Regions from separate parts of the Mus musculus genome. Here all the other regions are linked to region 3. A link is a loop called in an ENCODE intact Hi-C map of the cell type or tissue named here. Cell type or tissue: left cerebral cortex. All regions are shown on one strand. Region 1 overlaps Mtus2 (microtubule associated tumor suppressor candidate 2). Region 2 holds the start of Pomp (proteasome maturation protein). Region 3 overlaps Mtus2 (microtubule associated tumor suppressor candidate 2).

What was found. A loop is a pair of places that touch in the nucleus more often than their neighbours do. Peaks named below come from ENCODE experiments on the same cell type or tissue, not always from the same donor. Only the 100,000 strongest peaks of a DNase experiment are listed, where the experiment ranks them.
Region 1: it touches region 3 in a loop (2.1-fold over the local background); 11 of 42 quality-filtered maps call a loop at or near these places.
Region 2: a loop joins it to region 3, with 3 times the contacts of the local background. A loop is called at or near these places in 7 of 42 quality-filtered maps.

Annotation. Positions count from the first base shown.
Region 1 is chr5:148,085,726-148,093,725 of GRCm38, forward strand. All of the region lies in intron 3 of Mtus2 (microtubule associated tumor suppressor candidate 2), which reads left to right. Among named protein-coding and RNA genes, the nearest start is that of Gm46928, 60 kb to the right of the region's middle. In left cerebral cortex, a CTCF peak has its summit at 2,993 (motif pointing right); DNase peaks (open chromatin) are centred at 2,288, 4,496 and 4,943; H3K27ac peaks cover 1,824 bases.
Region 2 is chr5:147,857,861-147,865,860 of GRCm38, forward strand. Pomp (proteasome maturation protein) reads left to right here and starts at 2,768. Exons shown (of 6, transcript NM_025624.3): 1 at 2,768-2,831; 2 at 4,693-4,790. The coding sequence starts at 2,829. In left cerebral cortex, a CTCF peak has its summit at 3,324; DNase peaks (open chromatin) are centred at 2,289, 2,740 and 3,343; H3K4me3 peaks cover 2,245 bases; H3K27ac peaks cover 1,937 bases.
Region 3 is chr5:148,236,334-148,244,333 of GRCm38, forward strand. Mtus2 (microtubule associated tumor suppressor candidate 2) reads left to right here. Exons shown (of 15, transcript NM_001359503.1): 7 at 1-144. Among named protein-coding and RNA genes, the nearest start is that of Gm46928, 90 kb to the left of the region's middle. In left cerebral cortex, CTCF peaks have their summits at 476 (motif pointing right), 3,003 (motif pointing left), 4,308 (motif pointing right) and 5,845 (motif pointing left); DNase peaks (open chromatin) are centred at 550, 2,628, 2,983, 5,836 and 1 more place.

The DNA of each region.
Region 1 (8,000 bases), 150 kb before region 3:
CCCCGCCCCCCCCGTCTCATACAACCTAGAAGATGTCTTGAGCATCCAAAGCCCCCACCTTAGTGCCTCCGCTGTTCACATTCCTCCCCTTTAAGTGCTGCAGCCTAGAAACGGGCTCTCAGGTGAATTTTGCTCCTGTTCTATTCCCTCGAGGGTCACGACCCCGCAAGGGCTCTTGCGCAGTTTCTGAAAACATCCATTGCTTGTATTTGCCCACATTTTGATGGTTCTTGTTTCCTATCTGTTCACGGCAGTCTCCATGTTGTTAATGGTTCTTGGGTAGGATGTCCCTTACGTCATCACAGAAACTATTAGCCTCCTGTGGCTTTCCTGTATCGAATATGAGGTCCCACGTCTGTGTTTATGCTTCCAAGTCCCGATTATCACGTGGTGCTTATTTTCCCATGATGTTTGAAGGCTGTCTTTGATACATGTCTGTGCGTGGGTGTGGTTTTGCGTTTAGCCGCCATTCATACCCGTATAGATTCAGATTCTCTGTCACATCTCCTGGACCTTGTCGGATCTGTTTTAGGAGGCCACACAAGGGTCTGAACAGCATGGCACTGGCAGAGAGAGAGCTGGAACTAGGAGCAGGATGGATGTTTCACGATGTGACCTAGCATTTACATATTTCCAATGTCAAGTGAGCCCTTGCATTCTAAAATCTATGAATCGGTTTGATCCGTGAGTTATAACACATTAGCTATATTTCCTCCCCCCCCCCCCCCCCCCCCCCCGCTCAGATAGGAAGCCTCTTAAATGCCCAGTAGCCTGGTGAGCGCCATGTGAGTCAGGTGAGGTCCTCAGTGCTTCCATCCCGTGGCTGATTTTGCAGGCAGCATTAGGTAGATTGTGATGGCCTGAAAGAAGTGGACACACAGTCAGTCCACACCATCCCACAAGGCAGCTCCTTCAAGCATTTGTCTCATAGCTAAGGCAATGTCCTAAGATTTACAGATCTTGATGTGACTACATAAAGAATCAATGAACCCAGGGGCTCTCTTTTCTTCTTAAATCATTTCTGTTTGTTTGTTTTTGTTGTCTTGTTTCCATTTCGTTTTGTTTTGTTTTGTTTGAGGCTCTAACTTTTTCTGACTCCACAGTGATGCTTACAACCGAACTTTTGAGCTGAGGACTGGTGGCCCATGCTTTTAATCCCAGCACTCGAGAGGCAAAGGCATGTGGATCTCTGTGAGTTTGAGGCCAGCCTGATCTACAGTGGACAACCAGGCAACACAGAGAAACCGTGTCTTGAAAACACACACACACACACACACACACACACACACACACACACACACACCAAACAAAATACAAAAATCAAAAACTCCACTGAACTTTCTCTGTTTTCTGAGAGTGAAACTCAAGACGCATGAGCAGTCAAGAGCTCAGGGCACTTCACAGCCCTCCGTGTAGCATGAAGCCTGCTCGCGCTGGGGGCCATGGTTGTCTGTAGAGCAGTTTATAATAGAGCCTCCATGTCTGGAACATGAGAAGACCCTGCTTCTCAACACTGTCTTTTTTAAAAGCTCTATATGTTTTGTATTCTTTCCTCAAAAACAAATCTTTAATGGCCCCCAACATGCAGAACCTGTTAGCCTACCCAGTGTACAGTGTGGCGAAATGTAATTTGCCTGCATGGTAAATGTATTTGAAATACATATTTTTTTTCCCTGAAAGCATAGTGCTTTTATATGAGGCAATGCTAGAATGGAATGTAATATTTTCTGTTAGGAGCAGTTGAGGCGTTGAAAGCAAAATCTTTCTGAAGGATGGACGATAAAACCTCATTCTATAAATAGCCAGAGAAATTGAATCAGCTAAATTGGAAAACTTTCTCTCAAGATATAGACAACTGTGCTATAGATTCTGATTATTAAAATAAAATTTATTTTGGAGTTTGACATCCCCTGCAGCCTTTCTTTCAGGGACTTAAAAAAAAAAAAACAGAGTAAATTTCACCAAGTTTTAAAATGGAGAAATTATTAACGTGTTTTGAAAAGCAAATAAATGGAATTAGAATCTTTTAAACCAGCCCTGTCCAGCTGCCGCTACAAATTTAGCATAATATAGGCCAGTGCTCAGTATCTCTGATAAGAAGTCTAAAATGAAAATGTTATTTTTCTCTCCCAAGATAATACTGAGACAAATGAGCATTTTTGAATCTTCTGCTTGGCATAAGAAAGCTAGGGTGCATTTGGAAGCTGTGGGGGAGCTCTGCATGGGTTTCTTCTGATGACAGCAGGACCTTCCTCAGCCTCCTCAGATCCGAGCCCAGCTGGATACTAGGGAAGACGAGGGTGCCCACAGAATCTGTCAGGGAGCTGCTCCCAGCACTGGGTCTGTGCGGAGCAGTGTGTGTGTGTGTGTGTGTGTGTGTGTGTGTGTGTGTGTGTGTGTGTGTGTTGTGGCACAGCATTTAAAGCAGGGAACTGGATGGGGACAGCTTATCCTGACTGGTACCCATGGAAAGGCTTCCTGGAGGAACTGGGGCATGGCCTGAATGACCTCATAGGATGGACTCAGTGCAGTATGAAGGCCCAAGTAAGAAGGGAGTTGGAGTTTTTCAAGAATCAGGCCATTTTTGTAGGTGGGAGGGGAGTGTTGGGGGAAGGGAACTGGGTGTCACCCAAAACAAAACCAGATAGGTAAGCTGGAGCCGGATAGTAAGGAAATTTCAGGGCCAGGCTGAGTTTAAGGAATTTTTGTTGTTGCTTTGTCTGTTGGTGAGGAATTAGAAACCTTGAGGGATTAGAGACTTGCCAGGATCCTCTGTTGTGAACACAGGCCATGGTACAGGAGGTCTGAGGAAGCTGCTCTCTCCTGACAGCATAATATGAGAGCTCTCATATAAGAATATGAATATGTTATTTATACTTTTCATATTTTCCAGATTCTATAACAACACACTTCATTTTTCACATTATGTTTTATGCCTATGAGTGTTTCACCTGCATGTATGTCCGTGCCTCAGCGGCCAGCAGAGGGCATCAGATCTTCCTGGAACTGGAGTTGCAGATGGTTGTGAGGTCACTGTTTGGGTGCTGGGAACTGAACCTTGGTCCTTTGCAAGAGCAGCCAGCACTCTTAGCTGATGCAGCATCTTTCTGTTCACCTAGCCTGGACACCTTGCCTTTGTGAACACTGTAGCTTTGAGTTGAGAGTCTGCACTGCACAAGTTAGTGTGAGGGCGGGGAGTGTTTCTCAGGGTCTGTCTTAGTTTGTGTTTCTAATGCTCTGAAGAGGCACCATGATCACAGCAACTCCTGGGTTACTTCATTGACACTATCTACATGCCACTTGGCAATGGTGTCTCCACTAATAGCTATGGGGCTCTTAGCCACTGATGGCTGCTGAGAGGGGAGGTGCCCTTTTATTTGGGGTCTATGACTACTGGAGGGTTGCCCCAGTGGGTAGCCCACACCCATGCTTATATACACAGCACCAATTGGACTCAATGCATTCTTAATAATACTTTTTATAAAGGAAAAGCGTGTTGGTGAGTCTTGGCAGAGAGTTGAAGGGAGGTAGCAGGGGATGGATGTCATCAAAATATATTGTATACGTGCTTGACGTTTTTTCAAAGAATGAGTTAGAAATACCATTTTCAAAGACACAGGAGGAAGCTCTGTATCTGTTGAGTTGATGGCTTATGGCTACCCTGCAGCAGTTCTTGGTGTTTCTCCATGGTCACCAAGAACTGACAAGCTTTTGGGAACTTTTGAACTAGGGCGGACCGGTCAAGGGCTGGGAGTTAAATATGTTAGCTTTCCAGTTCAGCCGAAGTCACTTGACTCTGCAAGTGTGAAGTACAGACAGACAAAACCAGACTGTCTGCCAAGACCAGCGGCTGCCCCCTGGGCTGTAATTGGCTGAATGGCCACTGTTTCTTGAGAACCTTTGAGGTGGCCAGCCCTGTTCTTGTTTCTCTGAAACCTATTTATAGGCTGGGTGCTAGTCTGTGTTCTGGTACACAAATGATACAGTTCTGGACATTGTGGGATACAAAGAGTAAAATTAGTAATTGCCATAGATGTGGTAGGTATTTGATAGTGACCTGTTGAGAATGGACTGCAGGCTTGCCCGTGTGAGCAGGTAGGGCGGGTCGGGAGGGAAGGGAGGGAAGCTGTAGACAGGGTGAGTTGTGCTGCATTTTGAAGGATACGTAGGGGGTTTATCAGGTTGGGAAGGTGTAAAGATGGAAAGAGAGGGGCCATCGGTAGGAGTGGAACGATCCAGATCCTTTATGGGACTCCAGCTCTACAGGGATCCTGGTGAACGCATTGGTGGTGATGGCGGACAGTTCACTCACACATGGGAATTTGAAGTTCCTCTGGACATGAGACAGAAATGTCTAAAACGAGTAATTGTGGCTACAGAGAAACCTTAGGCGAGGATTCAGTGTGGGGCGACTGCCCTGTGGATGTGTACTGAGGCAGTGAGAAAGGATGAACGGACTCAGGGGAAAAAGAGACAAGGAAAATCGAGGAGGTGGGCAAGAAAGGAGGGTGATCCATTTCAGAGGCACCGGAAGCAGGAAGTCAGCAGGAGACAGAGCCCTGGGGGAGGGGCCAAGGAGACACCATGAGAGGGCAGCGTGGGGGTCTTCAGCAGAGCATCTGAAGGAGGAAGTGACCAACATGGAAGTGACCGTAGCAGTTTCATAGGAGGCGGGACTAGAAGGAGGAAGTGACCAATGGGGTCTCATAGGAGGCAGGCTAAGCAAAAAAATGCCAAGAGACTGTTGAGACTGGAAATTAGGCAGCAGTTGGTGACCTAGTTTTGAGGGAACACTTTTAGTCAAACGCAGGGGTGGAAGTCACATATTAGCAGGGTGATGCATGAATGAAAAGTGAGGGAATACGAACAGAAGAGAATGATTTTTAAATACTAGCAAATGCAGAAAAGAACCAGGAGTGCTAGCTGGAGGCGGGGGTGGACTAGGCTGCATTTCAGAGCGTGGGAGGAGATGCTTACTGCAAATGATCTGGAATAGGAAAGAGAGGGAGGCACTGGGAGAGAACTTGGCGCTAATCATCCCCAGGGGACTGGTGAATGATGGGAACATGGCCACGTGCAGAAGGATGCATCTTGAGATATGAGGCAAAGGCAATGACTCTTCTAATGCAAACGAGAGGGGAATAGAGTAAAAAAAGGAATGAGAGGAGCGGGCAGGGTGCTGGTTCCTGGGTTAAGAGAGCAATTTATTGACACCGAAATTCTGCTTCACTGTGGTATCTGCAATGTGGGTTGAATCAGATGGGAAACACCTGTGTGATGGTAGAAGGGAGCATGGCCTAATTGCAGTTTCTTTGGCATCTTTTTATTTCTCTTTTACAGGAGATTGACCCCGGGGCCTTATACACACAGGGCAAGGACTCCCCTTAGCTTTTCCTTTGGTATCTTTAAATATTTTATTATTCATTTATTCTTATGTGTATGTGCCAGCATGAGTGTGTGTGTGTGTGTGTGTGTGTGTGTGTGTGTGTGTGTGTGTGAGAGAGAGAGAGAGAGAGAGAGAGAGAGAGAGAGAGAGAGAGAGAGAGAGAGAGAATGCCATAGGTCTGAGGTATGGTGTGAGGGATGAGGACATGACACAAGTGGAAGAGAGTGTGGTCCAGACCCAAGGGATGGTTCACATGAAGGCTTTTGTGGCTTCAATGTCAACCACTGGGGCAGGAAGAGAACAAGACTGGAGAAAACTGGGGAGATCCAAACTGTGGTAAGGACTCAGCCTTTCCCCTCAAAAGCAAGATTGTGTCCCCAAATGGTTTGACATAAGGACAGACAAGATCATACTTGTTTTTTTTAGAAGGTGAGATTGGATGGAAGTTGGGAGAACAAGAGTAGATGGTTTGGCGAGAAGGGGTAAGACAAGGGGTCCTCTTCGGGACGCTGTTTTAGGATGCTAGCAAGGAGAGCCCAGCCAAGATGAGGGCAGAGGTAGGAATGGAGAACAGGAGAGGCTTTGCAGGTAATTTTACTAAAGCCCAGCCTTTGCTAAGGTTTCTCAGAGACTCAGAACCAATGAGAAAGAAAAGACTTATTAGGAAGTAGTGGCTCTTTCTACCGCACTATGGCTGACAGTCCTCCCGAGTCTAGCTCAGAGCCAGGTTCCAGTCTGTGTCCTCTGACTTGCAGATGTTCCTGCCACCGCATCCAGTCTCAGCGTCTCACTGTTGCCTACGAGCCCTCTTCCGTCTCTCGATCCTTCTTCAGGGCCTCAGTCACCCTGAAACCTAGGAGGTTATGGAGACTGAGCATCACGGTGATGATGGCTGTCTGCAGGGTGGAGATTCAGGGAAGCTGATGGTCCAAGCACAGGGAAAGACCCATCCCTGGCTCAAGCAGTCCAACAGGGGGAATCAAGTCTCCTGGTCCTTCCCAGAGCTCAACAGGTTGACTGATGTCCACTCTCACTGGGAAAAGCCTCTGTGCTCCCCACCCTGCCAGCTCAATTGCTAATTTCTTCCAGAAACATGCAGAGGAATAATTTCTAACCTGGTACAGGAGTGCCCCCTACTATATGTATATGTTAAATCTATATGTATAATTAGCCTCCTGACCCTGTGGGCCAAGGTCGCTTCAGAATAGACTGCGGAGGGGAAGAATATGAAGAAAAGCCAAGCATCAGGAATGACAGCCCCAGTTCACCTGTGTTGCAGAATCTACACAATTAGTTAACCCATCTATAATTGTTATTGCCTTATAAAAGAGGACGGATGTTCTGGAAACTCTAATACACCTCTTTCTGGTGGTGAGTTACTATGGAGCCTCGGGATGTTTGTGAGTACGTGTGAGCCCTCAGCACAGTGCCTTTTCTTGGGGCTTTCGTAGAGTCCAAGGGGACGGATGTGCCATAATTTGGGAGCTTGACAAGACCCTGAAGTCCAGGTGTTGAAGATTCGTCTCCATGGTGTCAATACTAAGACCTTTGAAAGGTGGGGATCAGGGGGGAGTCTTAGGTTCCTGGGTGTGTGCCCTTGTAGATGGTTGTGGGTCTTACTCTTTCCTTTTGATGTTGGGACTGGAGGTAAGTGTTTTGTTCTCTGTAGTTCTCAGTTTGCATCCCTACCAGAGGCCTCAAAACAATGGTTTGGCTGTTTAAGTGCATCCTCAGTAATTAATTTCCAGAGAGAGACAGAGACAGAGAGACGAGAGACTGAGAGAGGCAGAGAAGAGAAAGCTACACGAAGCTACACGGCAGAGTTTTGCATTTCTGTTCTTAGTTTTAATTCACTACATTGAAAGTAATGTTTGAGGCTAAAAACAATTTTTGTTTAAGTAACAATGTCTGTTGCTGATCACGAGAAATTATTATGCAATCTGATGAAAAGAATGTGGATGACAGTTATAACCCTCCCCCCCAATGCATTTTATAACCATCTCTTTCCATTGCTGTTTTTGAGATTTCCAGGGGTGTGTGTGTGTGTGTGTGTGCGTGCATCACATCAATATACACATATATATCGATATACACAGAGAGAGGTTGTCTTGCTAACAAGACAGTACAGTACAGACTTGGGTCTCGTCACTGCTGGTCAGTCAAGCTGTGTTATTGCCGTTTATTTCAGCCTCTCCATCCTTGCCTCTATTTCCACCTCTCCTTCCCTCCCTTTCCCTCCCCGTTCCCTCCATCCCTCTCTTCCTCCATCCTATCTCTCTCCCTGCATTTCTTTTTAATTTGGTGTGGATCATTGCCTGCCTATCTATCTATCTATCTATCTATCTATCTATCTATCTATCTATCTATTTATATTATATGTAAGTACACTATAGCTGTCTTCAGACACTCCAGAAGAGAGCATGGGATCTCACTACAGATGATTGTGAGCCACCATGTGGTTGCTGGGATTTGAACTCAGGACCTCTTGAAGAGCAGTCAGTGCTCTTAACTGCTGAGCCATCTCTCCAGTCCCCTCCCCCAATTGATGGTTTCTAAGAATGCTTTCTGGGTCATCCAGCCTTGCTACTAGCACGTCCTCCTTAATGTTATCATG
Region 2 (8,000 bases), 380 kb before region 3:
CCAAATACTACACTGTATTGCTTTAAGTGTTAAAATAAATGGTCCTGTGTTTGGCCACCACGACTTAAGCCACCATTACTTAAGGCAACGACTTTAAGACTCACTGGGCCAATAGTCAAAGGATAAGAGCTGGCTCATTTGGTAGTAAAGTATGTCTTAGTTAGGGTTTCATTGCTGTGAACAAACACCAAGACCAAGGCAACTCTTAAAAGGACAACATTTGGGCTGGTGAGATGGCTCAGTGGGTAAGAGCACCGGACTGCTCTTCCGAAGGTCCGGAGTTCAAATCCCAGCAACCACATGGTGGCTCACAACCATCCGTAATGAGATCTGACTCCCTCTTCTGGAGTGTCTGAAGACAGCTACAATGTACTTACATATAATAAATAAATCTTAAAAAAAAAAAGGACAACATTTAATTGGGGCTGGCTTACAGGTTCAGAGAGTCAGTCCATTATCATCAAGGCAAGAACACAGCAGCATCCAGACAGGCGTGGTGCAGGAGGAGCTGAGAGTTCTGCATCTTCATCTGAAGGCTGCTAACAGAAGATTGGCTTCCAGGCAGCTAGGGTGAGGGTCTTAAGCCCATGCCCACAGTGACACACCTACTCCAACAAGACCACACCCACTCCAACGAGGCCACACCTCCTAATAGTGCCACTCCCTGGGCCAAGCATATACAAACCATCACCGTATGTAAAGGAGAATTATTAGACCTGCCCATGCAAACAATGAACTGGGTGTGTGTGTGTGTGTGTGTGTGTGTGTGTGCATATTGAGCCCAAATCAGAAAATGCTGGGAACTGAACATAGATCTTTTTTCATTTTTCTAGCCCTTATAACTGCAGCTTAAGAAAAAAAAATCTCAGGGCATCATGGCCCATGCCTGTAATGGTAGATTCAGGAGACAGAGACAGGAGGATTATGAGTACACACTCACGTTCAGACACAGAGTGAGCTGGTGGGCAGTGTGAGCTACTGGAATCCTACTTCAAAAACATAATCATTTAATGTTTGTTGACTGCACATGCTGAGTGATACAGAGTCAGTCCTGAACACTTGCTGAACATTTCTTTTAGTACTGGGCAATGAAATTATAAAAAAAGGAATTTCCTTACGTGTGAGATGCTGGAATTTTCCTGGAGGAACAGATATGTAAATAGATATCTTAAATGCACTTAACAAAGAAAGGGCTCATGGGATCAGGCCAAAGACATGTTGGTATGGTGATGGTCTTTGGTTTTATGTATCTGTGTACATGAGTACAGTTCAAGGCCAGAAGAGGGCATTGGATCGTCTTAAGCTGAGTTACAGATGGCTTTGAGCCTCCTGATGAGAGTGATGTGAAAGGAACCCGGGTTCTCTGAGAGGAGACAGTCTGGGCATATCAGTGAAGTCATTTACATCATTTTAAAAATGATGTACCCTGAATGTGGGAGGCGCCATCCCATAGGCTGGGGTCCTAGGCTGAGTAACAAGACAAAAACAAGAGGACGACATTCATTTCTCTCTGCTTCTGACTGCAGAACCCAAGTGACCAGCCGCCTCATCCTCCGGCCAGCACAGCTAAGACCTGTTTTGTCTTCTTCTCCTTCGTGCTATGCCATACTCTCATAATGTGAGCAACAGGGCTGGAGAGATGGCTCCGCGGTTAAGAGCATCTGTTGCGTCCCTTTCCCAGCACCCAGAGGGTGGTTCCCAACCATCTACCTATAACTCCAGTCCTATAAGACCCTAAGACTCTTTCGTGTTGGCAAACACCGCTAATGTTGCAAAAGAGTGTGAGGGCACCAGGCACACACCTGATGCACACGCAGACAGTCAAACAAAACGTTTTAGAGGAATCCTTTAAAAATTAATTTTAAAAAGCTTAATGAAAAGCCGGGCGTGGTGGTGCACGCCTTTAATCCCAGCACTTGGGAGGCAGAGGCAGGCGGATTTCTGAGTTCGAGGCCAGCCTAGTCTACAGAGTGAGTTCCAGGACAGCCAGGGCTACACAGAGAAACCCTGTCTCGAATAACAAAAAAAAAAAAAAAAGCTTAATGAAAAGACTTAGGGAGATGACTCATGTACAACATGTAGAACCACGTTATTTGTAATTCTAAGAGCCTGACATACGTTAGCTCTGATGACCCTGACTTAAAATTGTCACCACCACCACCCCCATGTCACCGAAAAGGACTTAGTCCCAGGGAACCTCCCAAGTCTTTGCTGTCTTCCAGTCTGGCCACACTGACCATATCGCCGCCTTCTGCCTCCCGCTTTTAAGTTGCTTATTATGAACGAACCGGTGGCCAGACCTGACTTGGGACTCAGGTTGTGATTGCCCCCCAAGTTCGGAAATATCCACACCCCACAACCCTGGAGCCCGCCTCTGCCTGAGGCTCGGTGCCTAAGCTAGCTTGGTCCTTTCCTTAGGTTCTACACATACCCAGCCTCGGACCTTCGATTTATAAAACCGTAAAGGCCTGTTGTCCCACTTTTGACTCAGCAGAAGGACTTTATGTAAATCACCACCGTGCGTCCTTGGATGGCCCGTGGGAAGTCTGTGCATTTGCACACGCCCATCTAACACCGTCCCGCGAGGCCAGGGCCAGTGCACACCCGAGCTGCGCCCTTGGCCCTCGCTCACCGGGGGACAGCGAGCGTGGGAGCCCCGGCCCAACGCTACTCCCTGCTCCTCCCACGCCCCCTTTCCTTCCTGGCCGGAAGGACGCACTTCCGGCGGATGGGGCGGAGGGGTGGGCGTCTCGGCCCCGGAAACGGAAGTGAGCGGTTTGGCCGGCGGACTCGAGCAGGTTTATAGATCTCACAGAGCTGTTTCAAAGATGGTGAGTGAGCGCGGAGGGCCGCCGTCGCGGCGGGTACTCGTGGTGCGGGCACGATCGCGACTGCCCGGTCCCGGCGGGTGTCTGACGTGGGCGGGACCCGGGCTGCACTCTCTCGGGTGGTCCTGGCTCCGATCGGACGGCGCGGGTCAGTTCCCCGGGCCTCCCAGGCCACAGCGCCCCTTCCCAGCAGTGGAGGCGGATGCACTCCATGCACTGGGCACCTCCGAAAGCCAAGCCTTGTGTGCGTGTTGGGACACGCCACGTGCCTTCTCCCTTAGGGTGACTGCACCCCTACACCCGCCAAGGCGCACGACCGCCCGTTGCATTCGTACAGCTCAGCCTCGGTTTACAAACATCTCTCTGTGTGCCATGTGTCGCTCCCGTTTTGTTCGTATAGTTAGTGCTTGAACTCCCTCGCATCCCCCTCTGGCCTCTCCTCCCCTTCTGGCCTCTCCTCCTGCCCCACTTTCTGTTTCTCTTTGAGCATAGTCCTGAGTCACTATGGCACTCCTCCGCACGCCATCTGCCCACGTCCAGAAAGCTTGGATTGGCAGAGACCGCTAACCAGTGTAAAGGAATGTGAGAAACGCTGAAATATGAATGGTTTTTAGGTCTTCATAGACTTAACTTGTATCTGACACTGAACTAGAACCTTAAGGAGTCCTCATATTTTACAAAAGGACACCGGGACGATAGTAACAGCAATACTAGAGTTCAGAATTTCCCCTTTGTGTGTAGCGAAACTTCTCCTTTGGTGCTTTTCAGTACATCTGTCCCCAGGAGAACACTGTACTGTAGTGGTGTCAGTCAGCATTGGGACAGCTATAATCATAGACAGGGCCAGTCCTGGAAGTCTGTGCTTGACTGGCAGTCACGGAGTAGGTGACTGTCCAGGATAGATTACCTGTTGTCTTCCTGATCCCCGTGGTTTCCTGTGTGAAGAGTGGGGACACCAACAGTACCAGGCCCTTGAATTATAGAGTTGGAGCCCCGAACTCTATTTCTCAGATGTTAATGAGGTCTAGAAGGAGATTGTTAGCGATTTTGTTGGTGAGGTGGTGTGTTTTGGGGAAACCTTGTGCAGAATTGGGGAGACTGGTGAGGCTCAAGCAAGACCCAGTTGGGGCTGCTGACATTCCCCCCCATGCGAGCTGCCAGGTCAAATACACAGGTGAAGTAAGTCTATCAACTAGCTGCTTTCTCAGAATTGTTTGGTCTAGACTAGTAACAGAGACCAGGTCACCTGTATCTAAGCAGTTTGTGCTGTCAGATGTCGGGTGACAGTGACAGTTCCAAAGGAGCTGTTTTTAGCCTTTTGCACTGTTTCAACTAGCTGCATTTATTTTTAATCATAGAAGACAGCTCCTCCCCCTTTCTGTCAGATCCTATGACCTCATGTCTAGGTGTCATGCCGTAATTCCACCTCTGGTATTATATTTGACCTGCCTGTTCCCTGGGGTTCTGTCCTCAGCCTTTTCATTGGGTTAAAACACTACAGCCAATGGGAAGGTTCTTTCCAGTGAAGCAGATCTGGCTGATCATACCAAGATTAGGGTAAAGCTCAAGTTTTTTGGTACATACGACTGTCCACCTTTGAATTTTACCCCTTCAATCATGTCAGTCATCTCAAACTGGCCGTAGTTTGTCTTCATTCCTTTTCTTTTTCTTCATACGATGCTCTCCCTGCTGCCACATTTAGAAGTCAGAGCAGGAGTCTTTCTACCTTCGGATGCGGTGCTCAATGTACCCCGTGCGCTGGCTACCGCAGCACTTAAGGCTCTCTCTGTAGATCCTGGGTTCCTTAAGGGCACGGTTCTTAGCGCCTCTGTCCTCTAACCAGCGCATTGACTTTGTGTTGTAGAACGCCAGAGGTCTTGGGTCGGAGCTGAAGGACAGTATTCCAGTCGCGGAGCTCTCAGCCAGCGGGCCTTTCGAGAGTCACGATCTTCTCCGGAAAGGGTATGTCGGGGAGCTGGGGCTGTGTCTCGCTCGTTCTCACGAAGCGCTTCTTGTGGATTCTCTCCAAGGTGCTCTCCCTGGAAGGCTGTAAATGTGTATTTGATTCTTGCATGTTCCTTGTAGCTGGAGAACTCTTGTAGCAGAATAACAGCATGCGGGCTTGCAGGAAGGGGGTCCTCCTAGTGTCTGGGACTATTGGTAGGATTCTCTGGGCTCGTTTGATGAGGGAGCTAGCCCTGGAGTTTGAACCTAGGGTGTCGTATAATGGGAAGCAAGCGCTCTACCTCTGAGATCTATAGCCCTAGCCCTTAGTTTAGTAGGATTCTTACTGCTCGTAACTCAGCCGTTGACCTCTCGATGCTACTGACTGCAGGAGACACGAAAATATAGCATTTATATAGCAGTGGTTAACAAAGGACTGGGCAAGTATGACTTGAGTTTGGATCCCCAACACCCATTTAAGGGCAGGTCACCCTAGCCAGTTGATGGTCACTGTGCCAGTGAGAGCCTGCCTCAGAGCATAAGGCGGAGAGCAGCAGGGGAAGCACCACTGAATGTCAGTTCTGGCCTACATGAAACACACACACACACACACACACACACATGCACGCACGCACACACACATGAAACGCACACACACTCTGGCCTACATGAAACACACACACACACACTCTGGCCTACATGAAACACACACACACACACACTCTGGCCTACATGAAACACACACACACACACTCTGGCCTACATGAAACACTCACACACACACTCGAGCACACACACACACGTGCACACACGCACACACACACACACACACACACACACACACAGGAGAATCTCCGAATGTCAGACCTGGCATACATGAAACACACACACACACACACACCTCCTTAAGAAAGGATGGTGGCTGGGTGGCGGTGGTGCATGCCTTTAATCCCAGCACTTGGGAGGCAGAACTGTCCTGTGAGTTCCAGAACGGCCAGGGCTACATGGAAAGCCTGTCTTGAAAAGTCTCCCTCACCCCGTCCCACCCCACCCCTGAGAGACGGGGTCGGGGGGGGGGGGGGGGGGGGGGAGAAAGGATGGTGGGTATACACCGAGGAAACAAGGCCTTCTTTCCTGACACAGCAGTGCTAAAGCAAACATGAACTTGCAAAGCCTGTGGCAGGCAGCAGGCACAGAGCCGGCACAAGCCAGATGGGGTACCAGTGCTTAGGCAGGAAGTGGACAAAAGCCCCCGTCCATAACCTAGACGCTACACGTAAGGGCAGGCCAGACAAGCTCAGTGGAACTTCATTTTTTTCTAACTTAGAGATCTTTTGTTTATATGTTGTGGTTTCTGGCTTTGTGTTTTTATGAGATTACTGTGTGTGTAGAGGTTTGAGAAAACTCTTATTGTCAATAAGAATCAGAAAGGGAGGGAGAGAGGCAGAGACGGAGAGAGAAAGGATGACGTGCTGTGGCTGCTTGGTTTTGGGTCCCAGCTCTGTTGTCCCCTGGACGACGTCTTGTGACAGGTGCTCAGCGTTCCAGTCGGTGACCAGAGTGAACAGTACTTGTGTTACACAGTCGGAGCAAGGGAGTCAGTACCCGAGAACACGCACGTGTGCCCAGCTCGCTCTGGCACTTCGTGGTGGCTGCTTTTGTTTGTGTTCTCCAGCTCCCTGTCCTACCTGCTTCTGTGATTTCCTTCTTTAGACACCTGTTCCAGTCGTCTGCCCCTGGCACATCACTTTTCTGCTCATACAATACAAGGTCGATGTGACTTCCAGTGTATTTCCATCCTAACTGAAAATGCTGACTTTTCCTGCAGTAGAGTGGCATTCTGGCATCCTGGTGCTGAGGTCTGGGCACATACATAGTCCATTTTGGATTAGTAGGAAAGACACAGGATATGGCCTCTTGGAGTCATAATTTGATCTGTAGTAAAATTAATAGGCTGAGGGCTGGAGAGGTGGCTCAGCAGTTATAGTATTTGTTCTTCCTGAGGACCCTGGTTTAGTTCCCAGCAGCCCCATGGAGGCTCATAACCACCTGTAACTCCATTTCCAGGGAATCAGATGCCCTCTTCTGGCCTCTGTGGGAACCAGGGCAAACATGCACAGACAGTTTTTAAAGAAAATTAATAGGCTAGCCACCAGCTAGTCCTGCTGAGCCCCACCAACGACCGAACCCCTCCAGGAAATGTCATTTTTTTTCCCCAATTGTACAGGGAGACTGCACAGGAAGGCCGTTTTCATGTTCTCCCTCTCTGATGGCGATCTGTTCACAGTGCTCAGTGGGTGGCTGTGGCAGGGCTTGTAGGCTTTGGGGCCCTCAGACCCTGCTTTAGACAGTACTTAGCAGGACAGTGACCGTGGTCGGGTCCTAACTGTGGGTCTCTTAAGCATGTGGTTTGACATGTCTTTATAAAGGTACAGCACTGAAGGAAGAGTCTTAGCTAGCCTGTCTTAGGAGCAGCATCCCATCAAAGTGGCAGTAATATTAAACACATGCTTGTTGAGTTCTTGTAAAATAACTTAAACATTTTTACTAGAAGATTTAGGAGACAGAGGGATGGCTCAGTGGTTAAGAGCACTAGCAGTTTTTCTAGAGGACTGGGATTTATTTCCCAGCACCCACATAGCAGCTAACAACTGTCTGTAACTGCAGTCTTGGGAATCTGGTGTCCTCTTCTGTTCTCCAAGGGCATCAGACACACAGGTGCTACAAAGACAGACATACAGGCAAAACATCCATGCACATAATAAATATTTTAAAAATTAATTTACATGAGAACCCATGAAAGACATCAAAATAAACAATGAAACTCAGTGGGAACAGTTAAATGGTAAAAATATTGCACAGCTTTTCAGTGGCATTACTATCAGGGCTTTATTATAGATAGAGGACTGAGCTAGCATCCACGTTTGCAAAGCCTTTGTCTTAGGGTTTCACTGCTGTGAACAGACTCCAGGACCAAGGCAACTCATAGAAGAACAACATTTAATTGGGGCTGGCTTACAGGTTCAGAGATTCAGTCCATTATCAAGGCAGGAACATGGCAGCTTCCAGGCAAGCATGGTGCAGGAGGAGCTGAGAGTTCTACATCTTTATCTGAAGATTGCTAGTAGAATACTGATTTCCAGGCAGTTAGGAGTAGGGTCTTAAAAAGGCCAGGCCCACAGTGACACACCTACTCCAGCAAGGCCACACCTCCAAATAGTGCCACTC
Region 3 (8,000 bases):
GAGGCGGAGCGGCAGCTGGCCCAGCGACTGCGGGACAGGTGTGAGTGGCAGGCCAGGCAGCTGGGTCTGGCTCGAAGGGAGCTGAAGAAAGCCATCCAAGGCTTCGACGCCCTGGCTGTCTCTACTAAGCATTTCTTTGGAAAGGTGAGGCTGTGTCTGTGAATGTTTACGGGTGCTTGAACTAACGATGGGCGTTGGGAAGTGTGTGTGGTATTAGGGTTTGGGGCTAGAGTGGAGGCGTGTTGGTCCTGTGGAATCTCCTGCAGCATTCTAGAATATTCCAGGAGCCCAGACCTCGCCGGGAAAAAAAAAAAAAACTAGTCTAAAAAGAAGAATAAGTCACCTTGATTACCAAAGAGAAAGGTGGGCCGCAAAAGGAAGAAGAAATACAGAGGACTTGAAGAGCAGACATTGCTGCTGAGGGGAAATTTACCCAGGCAGGCCTGAGGGGCATCCTCCTCTGAGCCCTTCAGCATGGGCTCTAGAGGGCGCTCTCCGGATCACTGCTTCTCTAGAAATGCAGAATGCTGGTTCCTTGTCACTGGAGGGCTGGCGTCTGCTGGATGCGAAGGTTGTGTCCGAGGGTGAGAGGGAGGGTTTACTTTGGAGATTTGAAAATGATGCCATCCTTGGGGGTGGGGGGTGTGGAAGACAGGGAACGGGGTGGGTGATTGGGCAGGCAGGCGAGTGAAATGTCTTATGCTGACTGGCTCTCTCAGGAACTACTCTATGGGAATGGAGGCAGACATGAATTCTTTTTCCGAGGCCCCCCTTCCGCAGTACCTGGGCTATCACATTTCAGTGGGAGGTTTTGGAGGATCAGCCACACTCAAACCCTAGCAACCCAACCGGTGAGCGCTCTGAGCTCCCGTTTGTTGTTTGTTGGCCTCGTGGTGCCTAGAAACAGGAAGATGTAAAAGTACCGTATCAGTGCCTCCCCAGGAAGAAGGGGAAGTGCCTACCTCTCTAGCTAATTTCAGGTCAGTAAAACAGGACATTAAGTTCCACGGTGTACAGCATTTCTTCCTTGGTCACCTGAGCTGCACTGTACGGGGGTTCTGTGCCCTTCTGTCCTCTCCCTGCCCTCGTGTGCAGAAACCCAACCTGCTCGTTGTTCTCTCAGTCTTTTTGTTTGTTTGTTTGCTGAAAGCTGTTAGCACAGTCACCTGCCGATCTGTTGTTTTGGGGGGGTGGCCAGCTACATGGATAGCTGCTCAAATTCATTTGTACCAAGATTCCAGCCTCTTCCGAAACTAAGAACTGTCACACCAGCAACGAATGATCAATTTAGATTCCCCATGTTTTGGACTGGTGGTATTGGTGTCAACAAAGAGTTAACAAGTATCTACAGTCTATTCCTATACGAAAGATAAAAGTTACAAATGCATCTTTGAGATTTCGTGTCTCAAAACCATGACACTTCTAGGATGCTTGTCCTACAGAAGGAGTGGATAGTTTCCCTTTGGTTGTATACAGACTTTTCATGGACTGTCAAATCTTCAATAGAAAAGGAAATAAGGTGTGTGCTGAACCTTGAGCTACAGTTACACTGTGACACTACCTGCCTAGGCTCCTCTTTGCTGAGCTGGGTAGTTATAGTTACACTGTGACACTACCTGCCTATGGCCCACGTGGCCTCCTCAGTGTGGCACCAAAGCCTTGATGATTGTTTCCTAGGATCACATCCCAGGGCACTGGTGGATTCTTTGAAAAGTTAAACCTTATGATACCATAGCAGGTAAGAAGCCGATGTGCCAGAATTAAGGCTCCACCCGCATAGTTTTGCAGTTCTCTGCCTCAGAAAAACTCTTTGCTGACCACAAGTTGCTTTCTTCCATGGCACGCACAAGGCTGTTCAGTTAGAAGCCCAGTAGGGCTATCCCCATATAGCCCATAGCCTGCTGAGCAGCAAAGGTGTGTGTGTGTGTGTGTGTGTGTGTGCCGTTATCCCTGATGTGTGTGGCCTTCCTGCTGCATGCCTCTGGGCACCTCTCCACTTCTGATAGGACAGATGCTGCTTCTTTGTAAGGTCATCGTGCGGATGTAGTGAATTGATGGGTAAAGGCACGTCACGGGAATACTTAGGAATGGTCTTCTGTGAGAGCAAGGAAAACCACTTTATGGGTCCTGCTCTCAGTAGGGATTAGACATGTATGACGTGCGGGCAGTGGACACTAATCCTGGCCACTTAGCTCTCATTACACAGGTCATATGTCCCTGGTTTGATGTTTGAAATATGAAATGTTCCAACACCTGAAACCTTTTGAGGACTGACAGGGCACAAGTGTGAAATCCCACACTGGAGCTTCTAAGACTGGCTGCACCTTTAAAACATTGTATAAACTTACCTCTATCTTATGCTTAGAGAGTGAAGAATCTCAAATGCATCTCATGTTCAGACTTGGATCCCATCCCGAAGAAAACTCATGTACACTATAAAAACATTCCCAGTTCTAAAGCAAAAAAGGAAATATTTCCATCCCCTATCGTTATGAAAAAGGGATACTGTCTCTTTATATACAACGGTGGTTTGGCTGGTCTAGTGAGTTCAGTTGCTGTAGTCAATTTTTCCTGAGTGTTGAATGTATCTTGAAGGGCATACTGGAAATTCAGCTCATCACTGGGAACATCGGAGCTCAGATAGACTCCCTGTCCTGGTAGAATAATGGTGAAAATTGTCAGCTCTGACAGCCTCAGCCCAGAGCCCAGGGATTCTGAAACGCCACGCTTAGGTGCCAACATAGCCTCACACCTGCCTGACCTAACAGCTCTGTCCTTGCAGCCAGTCATGTTCCTCAACAGGCAAAGCAGGCCTTCCAACAAAGGGGAGAAAAAAAGCAAAAAAAAAAAAAAAAAACCCAAAAGGCCATGGTTGCAAACCTCCAGGGATGTGGTGATGAGTGTGACCCTCCTGGGCTCACTTCCCAGGGTCTCACTGACAAGCTGGAATCCTTTGCTTGTTGTTCATCCAAATGCTACCCTGTATCACCCTCTGGTGGTAAGTTCATGAAATAGCATAGACAGTGGTCCTTGACAACACAGAATGCTTCACATTCTTAAACATGTGGCCTTGTTTATTTCCATTTTATTTGTTTGTTTGGTTGGTTGGTTGGTTTGGTTTTTCTGTATAGCCCTGTATGTCCTGGAACTCACTCTGTAGACCAGGCTGGCCTCGAACTCAGAAATCCGCCTGCCTCTTCTTCCCAAGTGCTGGGATTAAAGGCGTGCGCCACCACACCTGGCTTCCATTTTATTTTTAATACAATGCATTATATTGACTCAATATCTTAGTATTTGTTTTTCTTTTATAGTTAGCTCCAAATGTGGTGGTAGACTGTGAGTTTTGCTTGTTAGTTCTTATAGATTAGGCAGAAAAGGCGTGGGACTTGATGCCAGTGAAGTGTCTCTGTGGGTCTTCCATGTTTGTTATTACTGAATACCTGAGGCAATTCTGAGATGTATACCAGAGAAGAAAACGTTCATGTCACAAGCCAGGGAGCAAAAGGAGAAAGAAAAGGGTTTTTGAGGCCCCACGGTCTGCCTCAGGGGAACCACAATACCTCTAGGCCTTTGCCATCACAAAGGATCCTCCACCTCCCCACAGTGCCCCATAGTTCCCCAGTCTGCAGCAAAGCTCAACTGTTAGCTCCACCCCACTGTTACCTGGCAACAGCCAGGCAGGCCTGACTCACTATAAAAGGGGCTGCTTGCCCCCTCCTCCCTCTCTTGCTCCCCCTCTCTTCCCATTCCTTTCCCTCTCTCTCCATGTGCTCATGGCTATGGCCTGCCTCTACTTCCCTACTCTCTCTCCCTCTCTCTGCCTTTCTCTACCTCTACTTCCCTCTTAGCTCCCCTCCCTATGACCTGAATAAACTCTATTCTATACTATACCGCCATGTGGCTGGTTCCTCAGGGGGAAGGGATGCCTCAGCATGGGACACCTCCTTCCCCCACACCTCACCACAGTCCCATAGAACATATCCCCTACCTCTTTATCTTTCTATATACACATCACCAACCATAACTCATTTTCCTCTAAGCTAGTTCCAAAGAATATAATAATGTCATTGCATTTACTGTCTTTTATTATGGAAACAGACTCTTGTTTTTCTCTCTTTAAGATTTTTTCTCTCGTGCATTCTGTATCAACTGCAGTGAAAACGAACTCTAAATACAAAAGAGAGGAAGAAACAAAAACTTAAATCCCCATAGTTATATTTAAAATTTATTAGTATTCTACTCTACTAGTTTTGTGTATTTTTTAAAGATTTATTTATTTGTGTATGAGTGCTCTATCTGCATGTACGCTCCACTGCCAGAAGAGGGCATCAGATCCCATTACAGATGGTTGTGAGCCACCATGTGGGTGCAGGGAACTGAACTCAGGACCTCTAGAAGAGCAGTTAGTGCTCTTAACCACTGAGCTATCTCTCCAGCCCAGATTTGTATGTTGTTTTTAATATATTTCACCTGAAACAGCGGAGGCTCTTGGGCTACTGCCTCTGCCATGTGAAAGGGTCCATGGGCGACTTGGAAATTTTGAAAGTAGGCAGGGCTCACAGATAACAGCTGAGCCCCTGTTGACTGACTGACGGTCAATGCCTGAGAGTCTGGAGATATTGTTCCAACCCTCACCGAATTCTTCCAGCTGTTATAGCTATCATCCTTGTGTGACATTTGGGGAAACTGAGGGAAATGCAGGTCTCTAAGGACAACATAATGAGAACAAAGTGGAGCCAACAGTCTTTGCACCGTATATTAATGTCCCTTCCCCTACCAGCCCTCCCCGTGCTTCCCTGTACGTGAGACAGGGGGCAGAGAAAACATAATCACAAACAGTGAGGTAGTAATTAAAAGCTGGATAGTTACACCTGATGCTCGCCGGAAATGCCCTAAGGCCATTTTGTCCCGTTGCCCTTAAAACAGACCAAGTGAGATACAGTGTTCTGAGGAGTCGTTGGGAATGGGGCGGGGGTGTGCAGGGGTCGGAGAGCCACAAGATCTGGGATGAGTGTAGAGGGAAGCCGAGCAGACTTGTCTGCCTCCCAGGTAGAGGGATCCTCTCCCTTTTTCCAAGCTCTTGGTGAATCATTGCTAACTTCAGAATACAGTTCTCACCTTGGGCGCTGTTTGAAAGCACAACACCCCTCGGTGAGGACGGCTGGCTCCTCTTGGAGGAACCTCCCTTGTGTCTTCATTAAGGCCTCACAGCACCTGCTCCTCTCTCCAGTCTTCAGTCGAGCAAAGGGGAGAAGATGGAGGAATCTTTCCCCAAGCAAGTGTTTGCTAGCTCTCGCTGTTCCGGGCAGTGGGATTTTAAATTAGGGCTTCATCAGATGAGCCCACTCTGAAGGCAAGAGAGAAGGTGTATTCCACCAGCGGAAGGACATCCCGTTCCAGGGGCTCCTCCCTCCCTCTCCCCCGCCACAACCCCATGTGTGTTCCCCATGGAAGCAGAAGCAGCCAGATGCTTGTGGGTCCCTGGATCTGGCACCACAATGCTTTGCACCTTCCACCTTGTTAACAGCCATTATCTTCTCATTCTTTAATTTGCCCCAAGTAGCCAAACCCTGAAAGATTCGGAATGTGAGTACTTCTAGTTTGGTTGGCCTGTCTGACATCCATGCTGACAATGGCAGAGAGCATTGTGGGAGCTTTTAGTGAAGTGGTCCACGCGGGCAAACTGATGACTGCCTGGTGCAGCAATACAGGAGGCCTGTGTCCTACCTGTGTCATAGAAGTGGAAAGAGTTACTAAGTTTCCCTGGCTCCTTAAAAGCTGGCAGCAGAACTAAGCTGTCCATTCAGAACTAAGCCTGAGAGACGCAGCAACGGCACCACCTAGTGGGCACTGTCTGCAACTGAACGTCTGTGCTCTGAAAAGTCTCATCAGTGTTACCTTTTCGTCAGAGGAATTATAGAGAGCAAGAGAGTGTTTTCTCTATAGTCACTGACCGTGGGACACAGACCTGCTTATTCCACAAACTTAATTGTAACTAAGTTTCAAATAGGAAACACACAGATCTTTTCTTCTTTCTTCTTGATCCTGATAATCAAATCACTAAGACAGCAAGATATATGGGCATCACATGCCGTTCACCTAGGGGTCACTTTGTGAAAGCAGTTATATATTGCACAAACCTGCAATCAGATGACCCACACCTGTAAATCCAGTATCCGGAGAGAAAAAAGGCAAGAGATGGAAGACAGGCCAAAGAGGTTAATTCAGCTATATCAATAACCACTTTAAATGAGAATAGCTTGAACCCCAAAAGACACGGGTAGTCAGAAGTTATTTAATGAATCCAACTATATGGTAACTGCAAGAACCTCAATTTAAACATAAAAATCAGTAAATGGGTGAGAAAGATATACTATGCTAGCACTATTAAAGAAGAGGCAGAATAAATATATAATTTAATATATTTTTAAGTCTTCAAGAATTTCATACATTGTCATTTGATCATTTACCTAGGTACACAGGTTGACACTAAGCTGATGTCACAGCTTTTGTCCACTTTATACAAGCCTAGATAAACCTAGGAGGAGAGAGTCCCAATTGAGGGGTCTCCACCATCAGATTGGCCTGTGGGCAGGTATGGGGAACATTTTCTTAATTGCCAATTGATACGAGAGGCCCAGCCCACTGCGAGGGGTGCCATCCCTAGGCAGATGATCCTGGGATCTATAAAGAAGGTAGCTGAGTAAGCTTAGAGAAAGCAAACCATTGGACAGCATTTCCCCGTGGCCTCTGATTTAGTTCCTGCCTTGGCTTTCCTTGGTGACGGACTGTGATGTGGATGTGTAAGCCAAGTAAATCCTTTCCATTCATCCCGTGCTGGGTTTGGTGGGCGTTTATCACAACAACAGGAACCTAACTAGAGCAAATGCCTTAAAGCCAGGAAGACTGTCAGGACACAACTCAGCACTTCAATGAGAAATTGTCCATTCTCCAAGAACTCGGAGAAGGCGTGAAGCTGGCTGCTGGTATTGCAGGCTGGCTCTACTGAGCTCCAGGGACCTGTGTACATACATAATGTTCAGTTAGTGTAGACCCAGAGCCATGCTGCTCCAAACTAGGTACTCTGCTTTTAAACGTGTCTCCTGTGCACAGGGGAAGGGAACCAGAAGCCCCAGTGTGTACTGGGCTCACAGCTCTGCCCTTTGTAATGTGTATGAATATTATTTTGTGTAATCTTCATGATGAAGGTATTTCGATCCCTGGCTTATGGATAACTTGGCTACCTTTTCATCAAATCATGTCCTGTGTATTATTTTAGTCATTGTGCATTTATCAAATGCCTGCTAGGTCTCAGAGTGATAAAATTGAAATGACACAGCGTCTCTTTTAAGAAAGGCACAACCCCACGTAACACTCACGGAGCTCCTCATCCAACTCCCCCTGCAATGCTGGAAGGTAAGCAGGAAGCCAGGGATGCTGCTACGTGACAGGCAACCATGGGGGAGGAGGCTTTTACTTGACTGAAGCCAGTAAACAGGTGTCTTAGGGTGTTTTGTTTTGTTTTGTTTTGTTTTGTTTTGTTTTGTTTTGTTTTGTTTTGTTTTTTGAGACAGGGTTTCTCTGTGTAGCCCTGGCTGTCCTGGAACTCACTTTGTAGACCAGGCTGGCCTCGAACTCAGAAATCCACCTACCTCTGCCTCCCAAGTGCTGGGATTAAAGGCGTGCACCACCACTGCCCGGCTTGTCTTAGGGTTTTATTACTGTGAACAGACACCATGACCAAGTCAACAATTTTAAAGGACAACACTTAATTGGGGCTGGCTTACAGGTTCAGAGGGTCAGTCCATTATCATCACGGCAGGAGCATGGCATTGTGCAGGAAGACTTGGGGCTGAAGGACCAGAGAATTCTACATCTTAATCCTTCAGAAGGAGACTCTCTTCTGCAGGCCAATAGGAGGAGGCTCTTTGCTGCACTGGATGGAGCTTGAGCATAGGACCTCAAAGCCCACCCCCACGGTGACACTTGCAGACTATCAG